2 separate regions of the Mus musculus genome follow, and region 2 is linked to region 1. The links are chromatin loops, found by intact Hi-C in ENCODE. Cell type or tissue: gastrocnemius. All regions are shown on one strand.

Region 1 (8,000 bases):
AAAGGATCAAAATACACAGCCAAGAATGGAGGGAAAGGAAGGGGCTACAGAAATGTGTCCATTAAGTAAATCTTATGTTGTGGTCTTCATAAGGTCTGTGGAATTTATCTTCTTAAACATCTATAATCTGTGATGATATCCTTCCTCATTTTAAGTAAACATTTGCTTTGACCTTGGCTTCCGTTTGTTCAGCTCTGTATTCTCTGCTTCAACAGGTCTTCCTCTGTGACTGCGTGGTGGCCTCACAGGCCTGAATGCCCAGACTGACCAGAAATGGGGCAAGGCCTGTTCAGACCATGCTGGCCTTGAATTTACAATGATCTGCCGGCCACCCTAGGCTGGGATTAAAGGTGTGTACCATCACACCTAGCTGCTGCTTCTCATCATCATCATCATAGTCGTCGCCGTCCTCCTCCTCCTCCTCCTTCTTCCTCTTCTTTCTTCTTTTATTGTTTTGAGATAGCCCAGGCTAATCTTGAACTCATCTCCTGCCTCAGCCTTCTGAGTGCTGGGGTTACAATATATTAAAAAACAAAAACAAACAACAACAACAACAACAACACTAGCTGTATTTGCAGTCAGTGCTCTTAATCCCTGAGCCATACCTCCAGTCCCCTTTCTAATGTTTTGACTTGCCTCTCAGAATACTTCTTAACATATATAATAATAAATAAAGGATTGCAAAATTACTATTTAATGGACATACGGCTTTCAAAATTATAGTCATTTTGATATGCTAATGCATGCAAATATACCCATGTTGTACAAAACACGATCCATTATCAGGTCCAATTACGAGCATTTTAAATTAATGATGAACAGAAATGATACTTAGAGACATTTGCCACAACTGACATGTGATATGAAAATAGGATACAAAAATCTGTGATTGTTATGAATGCTGAGGTCATAAATATTGATATTACTATCCTATATGAATTTTCTGACATTAATCATGGAAGTATCTAATAGGCTGTAGTGGGGGAATGTAGAAATAAAAATAGGATGTTTCTCCCACTCAAGTTCACAGACCCCTGAGTTCTAGCCAGATGAAGAATGCCTGCTTTAACTGGTCACACAACTCCTTCTTCCACACCTTCAGCCACTGGCCTCACTCCCTGCCTCACATGGAGTCCCACCGGCACCTGAGTCCTCCCTTGCCTGCTCTTCCTCCATTGTTCTCAGTATATCCTGAAGATTCCCCTCCATCCAGAGACTTAAGCTATATCAGGTCTCATTGCTATAGGGATCCCATTTGACATAATGACAGCCATCTTGGTCCTCAGTGTCATTTTGCCCAACAAATGACTTGGCACCCCATCCCAAATTGTATATGGTATCACTAAGATATCATATACATCTTATCATATGATAAGACAGTCATTTGAGCTTGCATGGCTGGCCGGACTGCTCTTATACCGAATTTGGGCATGCTTGCAGCTTTTGAGGAAGCCTGGCTAACACTCCAATGACCATAGGTTTAGATAGGAATGCTTTCTCTTGCTCTGCAGTGCAGGGATCTTGATATGTTGCTTCTGTCTAGGACATGCTTCTGCCCATAAGATCCAGTAGACTGTGCTTTGTGTAGCATGTCCTTCAATCTCATGGATCCCATTGTCTTTGGCATACATTCTGGTACTGCAGGGCTAGGTTTTCCTAACCACAGGTCCTGCCTTGAACCAACAGCATTTCTCTCCCTCTCCATCCATCTTTCCCACCTCTCTTACAACATCTCACTGCTATACTAGTCAGGCCCACCATCCTATCAAAGCCAGGATCTAAAAATCCCAACACCAAGAAATGCCTCGTTTCCCACCCACTGGCTGTCTGCACTGTACCTTAAAAATACTCCCATTGCCAAACAGTAACAGCTCATTGTTTGAATAAAGATAAAACAGTAGGGAAAAAAAAGTAGAAAGTAAAACAAAAACAAAAAAACATGTTCACCCCTTAGTCCCTACAGGTAACTTCTGGTGTTGGGAAGGTTTTAAAATGCAAATGGGAGGGTGGTGATGGCTGGAGAGATGGCTCAGCAGTTAAGAGCACTGACTGCTCTTCCAGAGGTCCTGAGTTCAATTCCCAGCAACCACATAATGGCTCAAAACCATCTGTAATATGATCTGGTGCCCTCTTCTGGTGTTTCTGAAGACAGTAACAGTATAAAAGTGTACTCACATAAAATAAAAAAATATATATTAAAAAAACAAATGAGGGAGGTTTAAGACTGCCAACATCAGAAGAATAAATCATGTCTTGATTTGTCTACAGTAGCAAATTGAAAGAAAATGCTACAGCAAGCGAGTATTTATTTATTTATAGATGGAGGAATAATTAAATGCTTTAAAACAGAATACGCAGGAAGAGCCTGTTTACCAGAGTGGCTGAGAGAGGTGGCTTTGAATATGGTTCTTGGGTCTGAGCTTCCTTCTCATGGAGTAAAATTTTCTCTCACTCCGAAAGATGTACTGGGCTCAATCCATGCCATGAGGCAGCTGGTCCTGATCAAATATGGGCTGGAGGTCCTAGGCTGGACTGGTGGTGTGTGTGTGTGTGTGTGTGTGTGTGTATGTGACAAGATGCTGCTGGATAGGGTGACAAGACTTACCCTCTTGTCTGGGAGTTGAGGAAAGAATTCTGCAGGCTCCCATAACTCTCCCTCCCCTGTCAAACATTATCTTCCGTTCTTCAGGCAAACAAAGGCTTAGGGAAGCCCGGCTTCCTAGGCTGGGCTTTGGAAAGCAGCGGCAGCAGCTGTGTGAGGGGAAATCCAGAGCAGGCCTAGCTAAGTCTAAAAATACAACCCAGCCTGACAGGCACACAAAAGGCCTCTTGTGGGGAGGGGCTCTCCTGCCCTTCTAGATGCTGCATTCTGGGGCCATGTGGAGAGTGATCCCCAATGTCCCTCTAGGGTGTCAATTTTCAGGAGGAGCAGCTTGCTACAGTCTGCCTGTCTTCCATCTGTCTTCCCTACTTGATGTCTGCTCACTTGAGGGTTTAGGGGATTGGCTGTGGGCCCATCTTGTTCTTCAAAAAGTTGAGGGGACCATGAGCATAGTTTTTCATATCTGCGGGAATGAAACGAAGCCTTCTTCGAAGAAGGTGTGGCCCCATCTCTTTCCTCCCAGTAAAGGGAACCGCTGGAGACCCATTTCTCTAACCTTCTGCCTGGGTATCATCCCACGAGGCTCTCCACAAAGGCGGTGCTTGTTGTCCAGTACAGCGCACAGCTGCCGGCCTGGAACGTTTTTCCTCCCCCCGGAACTTCAACTTGGACTGGGCAGGAGGAAGTTTGCAATCTTCAAAATAACCATCTCTGTAACAGAATAGAAAAGAAGGCTTTCTATTAAGACGCACATGCAGAGAGAGAGAGAGAGAGAGAGTAGGGAAATGAACCACTCCAGAGGACATATGCTAGAAGAGTTTGCTCTTTTAATAATAGGTTTTAGACGACTAAGAAAGACACAAAATGATTTTTAACCATGCCAGCTGGTGGTATCTCTTCCCCCAACCTCACCCCCATTCAAACTTTCTGGTTCGAAGATGTCACCTTTGTTTTCTTTTCTCGCCGGCTCACTGCTGCCTCCACGTGTTAGATATAAGAATTACAACAGCGTGTCTATTTTTATACTTGGTCAATTAAATGCTATAGGCTGCCTGCAGTCTGTTAGCCTCTGGGACAATGGAGGGAGAGAAATAAAGCGAGGCCCTAGCTTGTAGGTAGGAGTTGCATGCTCTAGGTGAATTTTGAACATCTTACATTTCAGATGGCTTCGTTATATTGTTCCTTCCCAAGTCACCGTACCTTTGCTGAAGGAATCATTTAATCCTATTGGGGATGAGCACAGTCAGTTCTACTAATGATAGCTTTCCTGCGAGACCGCGGGGCAAACACACTGATGCACATTCAATGTTACCATTCTGTACAAACCCTGTAGTGAGGAAGACTGAATTCTGCACAGTTTACAGAACAAGACAATAACTCACACATCGATTTTAGAATATCTATTAGGAGCTGGAGAGATGGCTCAGCAGTTTAGAATACTTTTCCAGGGACCTGAAGTTAAGCTCCCAGCACCCACGAACTACCTGTAATCCCAGCTCCAGAAGATCTGAGCCTCTGCAGGCTCCTGCACTCTTACAGCATATACACTCAGCGACCTACACACATACACAGAAATAAGAACAGACCGTGAGACCCCATCACCTGGGCATGGTGGCACATGCCTTTCTTTAATCCTAGAACTCAGGAGGCAGAGGCAGGTGGATGTCTGTGAGTTTGAGGATAATCAAGTCTACATAGTAAGTTCGAAATCAACCAAGGATGCATGGTGAGATCGGCTCAAAACAAATTCTGAAAGCACAACTACCTGGTGTTGGCTAGAATACCTAAATACCTTTGCCTTGGTAGAAGCCAGGAGTCTTGAAAGTTTCTGGCAAGCACCAATTGTTTCAATTTCTTGCTCATCTACATACTTTACATGCCTTGCTTCTTGCTTCATAGAAACGGAGGTCTTACAAAATGTCCTGTTGCCCTAAGTGGAACCTGGAAACTGTGCTCTATCCTGACTGATAAAGTGGCATGTTTTCCTAGGCAGAAAGGACGCCCAAGCCTCCTCCTCAGTATCACGGATATGGAGAAAAGAGATGCCCACTCCCAGTGTCCTCCCCAAACCCTCCCACATTGCAGTGACACTACCCACAGTCACAGCCTGACTGATCCTTTCTAATTGCTGGTAACTCATGTTACCACAGATAGCTCTAGGGTGGAAACTCAGCCCTTTTCTCTTACCAAAGCAGTCAATCGATTCTGCTTAAAGGCAGGGCCAAATAGGGTCTCTGTGTACTGGACCAAGGCCATTGTAGGCTCTCTGGCAGGTCAGGTAGGGGTTACAGACCATATCAAGGCCCAGGTCATAATTTGCAGGCTATTTAAACCTCTCAGACCGAACTCTTCCTTTATGTGTAGTTATACTTCAGGTTTTGCACAGATGCAGGCATTCCACACAGGGCAGAGGCTGTGCTAGAGTCTCCCCACAGGAGGAGATTTGGGCTAACTGTCTGGTTGGATATCAAGGCTGGTGAAAATGTCTTGCTTTTATCAGTAACTTGCTGATGCCAGTCACAGAGTTTCCTATTGGCAGTGTCATTGAAGACAAGTCCATTGTTCAGGCCTTCCGTGTTTATAATCATAGGCTTCTTCTACGTACAGCAAACTGGTAGGAAGTATATACATAATCAAGATGGAATTGTCTCCACGAAAGCCTGGGCCTGTAGATTCTAAGCAAGTTCATACTTTTCTGTATTTGCCCAGAGTGTCCATTTCTCTACATGCTCTGAGCAGAAGGTCCTGAAATGAATTCTTGCTAACCTTGCTTGCATCTCTGCCTTTGTCACTGTCCTCTTTGCTGGGTCTAACCTTCTCACCTCTGCATTAACACCAGACAGCTTACACTGTTGGATGGCTCTGTAGAGGAATGGAGGTGGGCCAGAGTTCTGTGAGGGACATTTGGGTCTACAGGATAAATATTGTTTAACTTCTTAGAGGGTCGACCTTATTCAAAGTTGGGACATAGTTCTAGAAAAGCAAGCAATGATGGTATAAGGTGGATTAGTTGGGAGTAAGTTTGGCTATAAGTAGAGAGAAAGAAGAAGAAGAGGAGGAGGGAGAAGAAGAGGAGGAAGAGGAGGAGGAGGAGGAGGAGGAGGAGGAAGAAAACTGGCCAATTCTTGAGAAAAACACCTGAAGTTGACTTTAGTCTTTCACATGAACATGCACAACACATACACACATAACACCATGCATACATGAACTCCCTACCCCCAGCCCATGCATACACGAATGCTCCACTCCCACAAACATATAACCAAGGGTTAACAAAACTTGCTTTATTAATCACCTCACAATGATAGTCAACACTCACCTCTGGGCAATGAGCTGATGTCTGCTAAGTAATTTTGGGTCCTGGGACTCAGACTCTTGGAGAGAGCATTGACCCCTTCTTTTTGACCCTTAGCAACAGGAGAGTGGAAACACCCCTCTAATCCCTACTCCCACATTCTTTTGTCTGAAGAGGGTGGGCTTGCTAGTTATCAGTTTCTAGTTCCCGTTTGGCTGGTGATGAGCCAGAAGAGGCCATGGCTAGACCTCTTGTCCATTTTGGTATTCGTATTTACTAGTGATTAATCTTCCATGTTAGTCTGTAAACTATCATGCTTTAAATGAAGGAGGATTTTCCCAGGAGCCAGAGAGAGAGAGAGAGAGGGAGAGGGAGAGAGAGAGAGAGAGAGAGAGAGAGAGAGAGAGAGAGAGAGAGAGAGAGAGAGAGATCAAATCCAGTCATTAATAAATAATATCAGTGCTGTACCGGGTAGGCTGGAAACAACACTTCAGAGGAGAGCTTTCATATCTATGATCTCACTTCACACTACATATTATTATTATTTTAAAACTCCTCTCTAGGGGCAGGATGCTCCAACGGAGCATCTGGAGGGAAGACAAGGAACACAGCCCCAGGCTGACTGACATCAGGATCCAAGTAGTTCTCCGGGGGTGGGGGGTGGGGAGGGCGTTCCCTGGGCTCTCTTCCTGCTTGTTTAAAAACTAAAGGCAAAGATGAGAGACTGCTCTAATTTCCAGCTGTGCCGGGGCTCACTTACTCCAGCTGTGTGTGTATGTGGTGGGGGGGATGGGCGTGGGGGGAGGGGAGGGGAGTACAGCTACCTTTCTTTCGGAGCTGTCTTTGGTGATGATTTAAAGAAAGGGGAATAGATTCATTCTGCCCTCTGCACCAGTGCCAGGTATCTAGAAGGCTGGGAACCCGATGCGTTTCTGTGTGTGACGCTGTGTGACCGATTGTGCTTGTTTTCTCTATTTTCTTGTCTCCTCCATGGTTTCCTGAGTATGGTTTCATTTTCAGGAATAGATCTCTCCGACCCTCAGAGTCTTATCTAATTCTTTACCTTTCCAGCTAAACTGCCTCCGGGGTAATCAGCTCTGGATTTATTAGATTTTTTTTTAATTAAGTGAATAAAACAAACCCAAACAAAACCTAAAACAAACAAAATAAAGTAGGAGTTAAGAAAAAAAAAAATCCTCTCCGTGGGTGACTTCCTGCTTCCCTGTCAAGGCCTAAAACCAACGATAGGGTTTTCCCCTCCCACGAATCCAGGTGTACACTGCCTTCCCCTGGAGCATCTTTTGTCCCGGCCTCTGTGCGTGCAGATGGGAGGTGGTTGGACAAGGAAGTGTAAGCTCTTCCACCCTGATTACTTATGCAGAAATGAGGAGTGTCTACCTCACAAGAAACGACTGAATTATGCTCTTCTCAAGAACAAGTAGAGGAGGCTCTGTCAGGCTTACAACCAGCACAACCTTCCCACAACCTTTCCACCATAGCCCCGCCCAGTGGCTTCGATGCAGGCTCCTTTCCTGCCAGGTTCTGAGGACCTCTGAGGAGGAGCCCCGCCTTCCCTGCTGTGTTGACTCGGTATAGCCTTTGCTATGTCTTGTATGCAGTGGCTGCTCTGGAAAAGCTGAGTGAACGCAACCCAACTCTCATTTGGTCTTGCTTGGCTTGCAGTTTGCTCTGTGTAAAACTAGAGTAAATTAAATGGTTGTTTATGCAGATCTCTCAGCGTTAGCATTCTATGGGATTCTTTGGAAAGACCTTTTCAGTTATCTTCCATTTCTGAGGCTGTTTCTAGGCAACGGAGTGGTACCTTCCTTTAATCTTCCCCTGACCTTTTCTGCCTATGAAGATGTTGACTAGTGAGCCCGTGGGGATGTGTATTATCTGTTACATTTATTTATGGCTTGGTAGCGACTCCTTGGTTGTTGTTCAGCTTTTCATGAGTTAGTCCCTGCATAAAATTAGACCGCCCCAAAGATGTGTACTACATAGAGAATGTGCTTAAAGAAATACTGGTCAAATAAATAAATATCACCGAGGGCATACATCCTATAGAATAGAGATGAACACTGCTTTTGAGGTTTTTTTTAA
Region 2 (8,000 bases), 390 kb before region 1:
AATTTTGCATGATTTCCCAGAGGTTCCTGTCTTTTTTATGTTTATATGTGCATATATATTTTATTGCTTATTTGAATTATATTAAATTATACTGTTTACTACTATTAAACAGTATATTTACAGTATAAATAGTATAAAATATTAAAATTATACTTTCAATTCAACAACCTGTTGTAGACTTTTCCAGATGGATGGATACAGATCTAATTATGTTTATTAGCCCCAGGAGAGCTACTGCACAGATATACTTCAACTTAACCTCTTCCTGAATACTAAAGGCAATAATGTAAACACTATACCTCTATACCCTTGTCTAATGGTTTCATTGGGACACATTGTTCAAAGTGGGTTGGGGAGATGAGCATTTAGATTCTCTCCGTCCTTCATAAAGGAGCGTCTCCCCCACATTGACCATACAGGAGGAGAGGCAGCAGAATGGGACCGTGGTGGTGTTGCTCCATATTCTGGAAAGCGAGTTGACAGGAGAAGAGAAAATTTGGCCACTGCTGGGGGAAGGGAGCTGCTTGCACGGGTGAGCCAATGTTTGGGCTTGCTTGAAAGTTGATTGGCTCTGAGCGATCTATGTTCAGTTGACAACGATTAAGGACTGGTGTGACCAGGGCAGTCCTGCTTTCCTGTCCCACAGGCTGGCTAACCTCTGTTCCCAGGGACTCCTAAGTTTGAACTGAGGCCAGGAAGGATCTCGCTCAGCACCAGCTTGCTCCAATTTTCTTCATCACGATTAGACTGAGCCATGGCCTCATATGTGAGTAACTACCAAAACCCAACTAGCCTGATCTAATGAGCCACCTCCAAAATGAGTCACTCACCATGTCTTCAGGGTCTGGAATTTTCACCCCACTGAAGTATTGATTCATGCTAAATACTTGCTGGTGCCTGGGAATGAGGTCCCCTTTGGACAAGAAGAGACAGAAGTGAGTGGGGTAGCGTAGGAAACACGGGGCTGTGCTTTCCCTCCACAGCCTCGTGGACCTGTGCCTAGAGGGGAAGCATCCACACAGCACAGCCTACACTGAGTTCTTCAGGGACAGTGCCTCGTGTCAGGCACAGAAACTGAGAGCGTCAGGGTATTTGATGACTCCAAACCAAAGGAGCTAACAGGAAGGTCCTCTGTCTCTGAGGAGTCCATTTCCAAATTGGAATCGTCTTTTCCCGTGTTGCTGCTGATCTCAGAAACGTTGTCGTCTAAGGTTTAGGGGCGCTTACCCTGTGAAACTCTGAAAGAGGTTCCTGTCCAATGCAGCTCATTCTGTAGCAATGGCAGCCGAATGAGCTGATGGTGGCCTCATGTAAAGTCCTAGGGGTATCACTAGGAAAGACTGGTTCAGGAAACTGCTTCTCTGGGCCACAAGTGGCCACTTTCTAGAGCAGAGAAGCAGAGGCCTGAGAGAAGCAGAGGCCTGAGAGAAGCAGAGGCCTGAGAGAAGCAGAGGCCTGAGAGAAGCAGAGGCCTGAGAGAAGCAGAGGCCTGAGAGAAGCAGAGGCCTGAGAGAAGCAGAGGCCTGACAGAAGCAGAGGCCTGACAGAAGCAGAGGCCTGACAGAAGCAGAGGCCTGACAGAAGCAGAGGCCTGACAGAAGCAGAGGCCTGACAGAAGCAGAGGCCTGACAGAAGCAGAGGCCTGACAGAAGCAGAGGCCTGCAGCCAGGGCCCTGTGGTACTGAGGCTCTAGCCTCTGACTAGATCGTCTTGAGTGACCAGTGCTACTCGGTTCAGAACTTTACCTCTCACTCAAATCCAGAACCTTGCTCTAGTTTGGATAAGCAAGCAAAAACACAGCCTCTAGGGTGTTGATTCCTATGTCTGAAAACACTGTAATGAAGCCCCTTAGCCCCTAGCTTTAAAAATGAATTACAGATACACACACACAGTAGAGACATATGTCCCCGAGCTGTCAAAGCCTCCCCACTAGGGCTGGAGCGGCAGGAGAGTGCCCTAAAGCCACTGGACGGAACAGCCAAGGAAGGCTGAGTGACCCTGCGTGAGCTCCAAGGAGGCTCCAATGTGCAAGACATTGGTGGAGACGATAAAAACAGGAAACACCACCGGACCCTGGTGACGCACACCTTTAATTCCAGCACTCGGGAGGCAGAGGCAGGTGGAATTTGAGTTCAAGACCAGCCTAGTCTACAGAAGGAGTTCCAGGACATCCAGGGCTACACAGAGAAACCCTGTCTCAACAAACAAACAAATGGAAATACAGTCTCACCCTCAGGTGGCCTTCAGTACTTTGGGAAGACAAAGCTCTATGGTGATTGCTGGTAATACAAGAGTTATGGAGCAGAGAAAGAGTGCTTTAAATGGCGTTCCTTAGCAGAGTAGAATCTAACTCCTGGATTCTGAAAACAGCAACCACTAGTTATGGATCTCTTTTACTGTACCCTCCTCCCTTTTCTCTTCTGTCCTTCCCATTGCCCTTAATTGTAGGAGGGGGGCACGGTGAACAAGACTTTCTTCTCGACACTTAGAAGGCTGAGGTTCTTCCTCTACGGTAATCTGAATAATCCAAAACTTGTCAGGCAGGCTGCAGTAAGGACATCTGGATGAATCACCTCATCCTAATGCAGGCTTAGCATCCCTCATTAAAAATTCTGAGACTGAGTGCCAACATGATCCTACAAGTAGGAGATGCTACACTCGACTCCAAGTGTCATGGTCAAATGCGGGCACGCTAGAACGATCATATAACCAGCCTTTAGGATATGGGAAGAAATGAAATGAAACATAAATGAATTTTCTGTTTAGACTCGGGTCCCTTCCCTTACATACCACATTGAAACCTCTAATGTCACAAACACTAGAGTCCCAAGCCGTCTGGATGAGGGATGTTCAGCTTGTAACATGGAAGCCGCCTGTGACCAGCTAAGTCCTTGCAGTAGTTCTGTTGCCAGGCTTAACACATTTAGAAGTTAAGAGGATCTGACCTAAGCTTAAGAGATTAGTCTATATATCCTGGACAATTAGTAAATTCCCAGTAATCATTAAGTCTTGTCATTTGAACAAACCATAGACACTTTTAATGGAGCCATTTCAGCGAGGCTGAGAAATGTCTGTTTCCTAAAGGTGTCAGGTAAGCAGGGGGTGTGGGAGAAGCGAGCAGGTTCTCTCAAAGTCAGCGGAAACCACTTACCCAGGGTTTTCCTTATCAGGTAGAGCTGATCCACGTCAGATTTTCCTGGCCATAGAGGCACTCCGGACAGTAACTCAGCAAACACACAGCCAATTGCCCAGACATCTACAGGGGGACCATACTGCGTGTCTCCCACTAGCAGCTCGGGTGAGCGGTACCACCGGGTGGCCACGTAGTCCGTGTAGTAGTCACCTGGTCCAGCTGGCCGGTGCAGAAACGTGGAAAACAGATCAGTGGAAGCCCGGAGTCAAAACTGAGCAGGGAAAAACCTAAGAAATGAAGCTTTTCCGAATCACCATTCTCAGTGCTAGCTGCTGGTTGTCATCACTTGGCTGTAGGATGTTTTAAATTACTGATACTTGGGCTTCCTCCCGGCCCAATTAATCCGAACACTTGGAGAGGGCCCAAGGCTACCCGCATACTTTTTAAAAGTTCCTTGGGTGTTAATCTATAGCCAAGATTAAAAGGCATTCATCTGAAGTATTAATTCTGGTAAGTATTGTTTGGGGGGTTGGAGAAGGCAGGAGATTAGCAGGCTTTATAATAACTTTTGTGCTACAATTTACATATAGCATACATATCTAAATTGTTGTGTATTTATACATTTTTCAAGTTATATTTCATTACAAGATTTGGCAGGAACCGTAATTTGTTGCAAGATTATTCCCGGGGCAGAATACAAGAACCAGCTTTCTGTAGTATGGAAACCAGCTGTCCCAGCAAGAATGTTCCTTTTACATTGAAGAAGCCGTGGGTACTCACTGAGAAGCCGTGCGAACCCAAAGTCACAGAGCTTAATGGCTGACTGTTTGGTGATGAGAATATTTTCCGGCTTCACGTCTCTGTGTATGCACTGGTTAGAAACAAACAAACAAACAAAACAAAATGTCATGAAGGTGCAACTCTAATATCTGCCACGAGTAAAGGGCTGGAATATTTAGCAGATATTGGATATATCAGTTTAATCTGCCATTGACCTGTTGGATACTAAAACAGCAGACTAAAATAAACCTAGTTCCATACCTACAGACAGAATCATTTCAAATTCTTGAGTGGCCACAAAAACCAAGAAGTGTGATAGGAAAAATGACTGTCAAGAGCCAGACTCAGCAAATAAAAACACGTGAGATACCTAGTTACGTTTGGATTTCAGATAAACGACTTTTTTTTTCAGTGCTGGGCATCAGTCCAGAACCTTAGCCGAGCACGCCACCTGACCTCCACCTCCAACCCAACTAAAATGTTAAGTATATCTCAAACAGTCTGCATTAGAAAAAGGAACTTTATATTTAACTAGGCATCACCCCTAACCTGCCTGCTGTCTATGAAGGGGGAAAGGACCGAAAGGCTTTGAGGCTTCAGCCTGTGGCAAGAACGACAGACAGATTGGAGCAGAAGCCCGGTTCACTGGAAGGCGGCTTGCTCGCTCGGTAAACAAGACAAGCCCTGGGCCTGCTGAGATAAGCTGGGAGAGAGAGGGCTGGAAGCTCGTGTGCCTGCCAAAAGATCGCCCTTCCAGCTCTGACATTTGTCCTGACAAGATAAACAAGAGCTGGCTGCGGCCTCGCCGTCCGGGGTGCGTCGTGGTCGCTAGGTGTCAGCTCTGTCCCACAGCACAGAGGAGCCCAGCGGGAGACTCTTGCATCCTGCCTCACCCGCTGGTATCAAGCTACATTCTTTAAGAGGGTGAAGCCACTACCAAGAGGAGCGCTTGAGGACTCCCACGGGACTTTCTTATTAAATGACAATGTCTTTGATAGATAGACAGATAAATAAATAAATAAATAAATAAATAAAATCTCTTAAGTCAACAACTTTTAATCAACGGTTAACATTTAAAATTGAGTTGGGACAAAATATTACTCCGGGTTCTTTGTGACCCCTCCCTTTTCCCAAGGGTTTTCCTCTCTGCTGGGAAACGCTGGGTCTTTCTGCCGCCCCAGTGACTGTTGGCCTGGAGCCTGCAACTCTTGAGGGTTCCTTGACCCCAGAATCCGGAAAGAGGACAGAGGCTCTTCGTGGGCGCAGCAATTCCCACTCCAAGGGACTTTTAGGGCGAGAGAGCAACGTTAGTGTTTCCCATCAGCATTATTATTCTGGAAAAAAAAAATGGAGGCGGGGTGGGGTGGATAAATTACCTTATAACCTACCTATCTGGTTCTCAGTAATCGATGGCCCTGGGCTCTGAAGTCTTTCACCAGCCATTTTGCATTTTGCTATAAATAGGTCCTTCCATGAATGTCGTGATGACATATGGGCAGAAGGACTCAGAAACAAGAATGTGCTCCACCCCCCCCCCCTTTGTTTGGGAATTCTTTCCAAGCTCAGCACCCTCCCCCCATCAGCCCCCCCCCCCCCCAGCACGTGGAGCCCAGCAGCGTCTGCGGCTCTCCAGAGAGCTGTGGTATGCACTGTATTTATCTTCACTTTCCTCAGATCTCCCCCACCAGGGCTGGCTGGCGAGCTTTCTCGTTCTTTCTGCCCCCTCCTCTCCCCTTCCCTCTGTATCCTCCAGCCCCACTATCTGTCCTGCCACCCTTATGCTGAAACTTGTTTGTTGGGAAAGTGCTAATCACCGATCAAAGCGTCTAGCATCCACTCGTCCTGCCTTAAAATGACTGTTTTCACTGTAAGGAGTCAAACCCAAGGCTTCATGCAGGCAAGGCAAGAGGTCTAACCATGGAGCGACACTCCAGCTCTGATAAGGATTCTAGGCTTCCGATAATGAAAGCCAAAATAATGACTGTTCCCGTGTTTTCTCCTTGTAAGCAGCTTCAGGAAAACTTACTTGGGGCAAGCTCAGAGGGGATTTAACCCCTCGGGCCTGGGTGACCAATAACTGGAGTCCAGTGAAACTCTAAAATTCCCTTCTGGGATTTTGAGTGTTTTTAGTGGTTGGACTCTGATTCCACCCCCCCACACACACACCTTTTTCTTTTCTGCTATATTGATTAATTGGTTGGTTGATTGATCGCAGTACTGGGAATCAAACTCAAGGGCTCATTCATTCTGAGTACTTGACCACACAACTGGGAGCCAGCCCAGGAAGCTGGCTTCCATGTGTAGAAAGGGGGCAGCTCTGTGTGGGGTGAGAGAGGAGAGCAGATTTTTCAGCATCTATGAAGCCATGTCACATGGGCAGTCTCCTACAGTGGCTCCCCCCGCACCCCCCCCCCCGCACCCGGCCCCCCGCCCTCCCCCCAGTCCAGCTGTGGCAAAAAGGACCAGACGCCCATTTAACACTCCTATCTCACCAGGGCAGACACTAGGACTTGGCGCCTAGGACTCCACCCATTGTAACTGCAGCAAGCATCTGGAGTTACCTCTTCCAGTTCAAAGTCTTTTGGGGAAACCAATCCAATAATACAGACTCTCTAAGTAAATGGGGTTCCTTCTTCCTCACATTTTACAAATTAAAAACAAAAACCAAAAACAAAAAACGACTAGTTTTTTTAAAATGATTTTTATAATGTATGTTTCCATAAGATCTGCCATCTTTAAGTTCCTTACTCCCCTCCGCCCCCAGGCTTAGGAAGATTTTCATGGAAAAAAACGTATACCCACAAAGGTGGGGTATGAACTTTGAATAAGGCTCGGTTTTGGCTCAAGAGAAGAAGCCACCTGGGTGTTCAAAGGGGGTCGGGACACTTACGTTATGTTTATGGCAGAAATTTACAGCCTGCAGTGTCTGCCAAGTTATGTTCTTCACGAGAGGCTCTGGTACCCTAATAAAAACAAAAGAAACAGCACAAACACATTCTTCACTCTAGCCATGGACCTCAGCTCAAGAAACCCAATCCAGACGGGGGCAGGCTTTGGGACTGAAAAATCCCGGGAGACACAGCCTCCTCTGGATCCACAGGCCATCAGCCCACAAATCCAGTGTTGAGAATGTGTGACCAGCATGCTGCTGAGTTGTGGGGAAAGCAGGTTAACAAAAATACAAACTTGGATTTTAAAAACAAAACAAAACAAAAAACAGGGAGGAACAGTGAAATATTTCAACAAATATTTATGACCTGGGACTGCCTGAAATTTGAACTCCTCAGTTTTTTTCTTTGTCTTGTTTTGTTTGTTTGTTTTGTGTTTTTTTTTTTTTTTTTTTTTCCGAGACAGGGTTTCTCTGTGTAGCCCTGGCTGTCCTGGAACTCACTCTGTAGACCAGGCTTGTCTCAAACTCAGAGATCTGCCTGCCTCTGCCTCCCAAGTGCTGGGATTAAAGGCGTGCGCCACCACTGCCCGGCTTGTTTTGTTTTTAAAGAGAGGGTTGAAGCATGGTCTTGCTAAGGTGGCTCCAAGACCTAAAATTCGAGATCATCCTGTATTAACCTCCAAGTGCTGGGATTACAGGCTTGCACCACCAAGCCCGGTTCTATAATGAGGCCCTTGCTAGTTAATATACAGCACAAGAGATGGCGATGGCGTGCTCTGTGCTCCGGTTGCTCCAAACCGTGGTCCTGAAGCAAGGCTTCTGTTTGCGTGTTCAGCATTTCCAGATGCCTGAGTCACATGCTTTGTTTGTTTTCTTGGAAGGGAGAGGAAGGAGATTTTACTGAGACAAGGAGGAGGTTTATATTGCATACCATATAACTAAAGTTCAAAGTAACTGAAGACACAGAAAAGCATCGTGTTCTTTTCCCACACTGCACCTCTCTTCTCGTCACCCTCACGCCGTGCTTCTCTTTCCTCTCCTCTGTCACAACATCTAACCGTGCCAATTCCCCAACTCTTCCGCACAGATTCACTGCCGATTTAACCAGGACAGCCGAGCCCTGCCAGATGCCATGATGCCGTGCGCGCGCACGAGTGTGTGTGTGTGTGTGTGTGAATTGGGAAAGGGCATCTCATG

The links. A loop is a pair of places that touch in the nucleus more often than their neighbours do. Peaks named below come from ENCODE experiments on the same cell type or tissue, not always from the same donor. Only the 100,000 strongest peaks of a DNase experiment are listed, where the experiment ranks them.
Region 2: a loop joins it to region 1, with 2.1 times the contacts of the local background. A loop is called at or near these places in 7 of 42 quality-filtered maps.

Annotation. Positions count from the first base shown.
Region 1 is chr12:70,141,637-70,149,636 of GRCm38, forward strand. No RefSeq gene overlaps it. Among named protein-coding and RNA genes, the nearest start is that of Abhd12b, 8.5 kb to the right of the region's middle. In gastrocnemius, a CTCF peak has its summit at 3,591; DNase peaks (open chromatin) are centred at 2,552, 3,582, 6,673 and 7,438; H3K4me3 peaks cover 1,484 bases; H3K27ac peaks cover 2,611 bases.
Region 2 is chr12:69,753,295-69,761,294 of GRCm38, forward strand. It overlaps Cdkl1 (cyclin-dependent kinase-like 1 (CDC2-related kinase)), which reads right to left. Exons shown (of 10, transcript NM_183294.2): 4 at 6,804-6,876; 5 at 3,914-4,004; 6 at 3,152-3,352; 7 at 831-913. Among named protein-coding and RNA genes, the nearest start is that of Mir681, 6.6 kb to the right of the region's middle. RefSeq lists an enhancer at 4,115-5,968. In gastrocnemius, no CTCF peak of the experiment used is centred here; DNase peaks (open chromatin) are centred at 3,295, 4,714, 5,101, 5,588 and 1 more place; H3K4me3 peaks cover 1,975 bases; H3K27ac peaks cover 2,017 bases.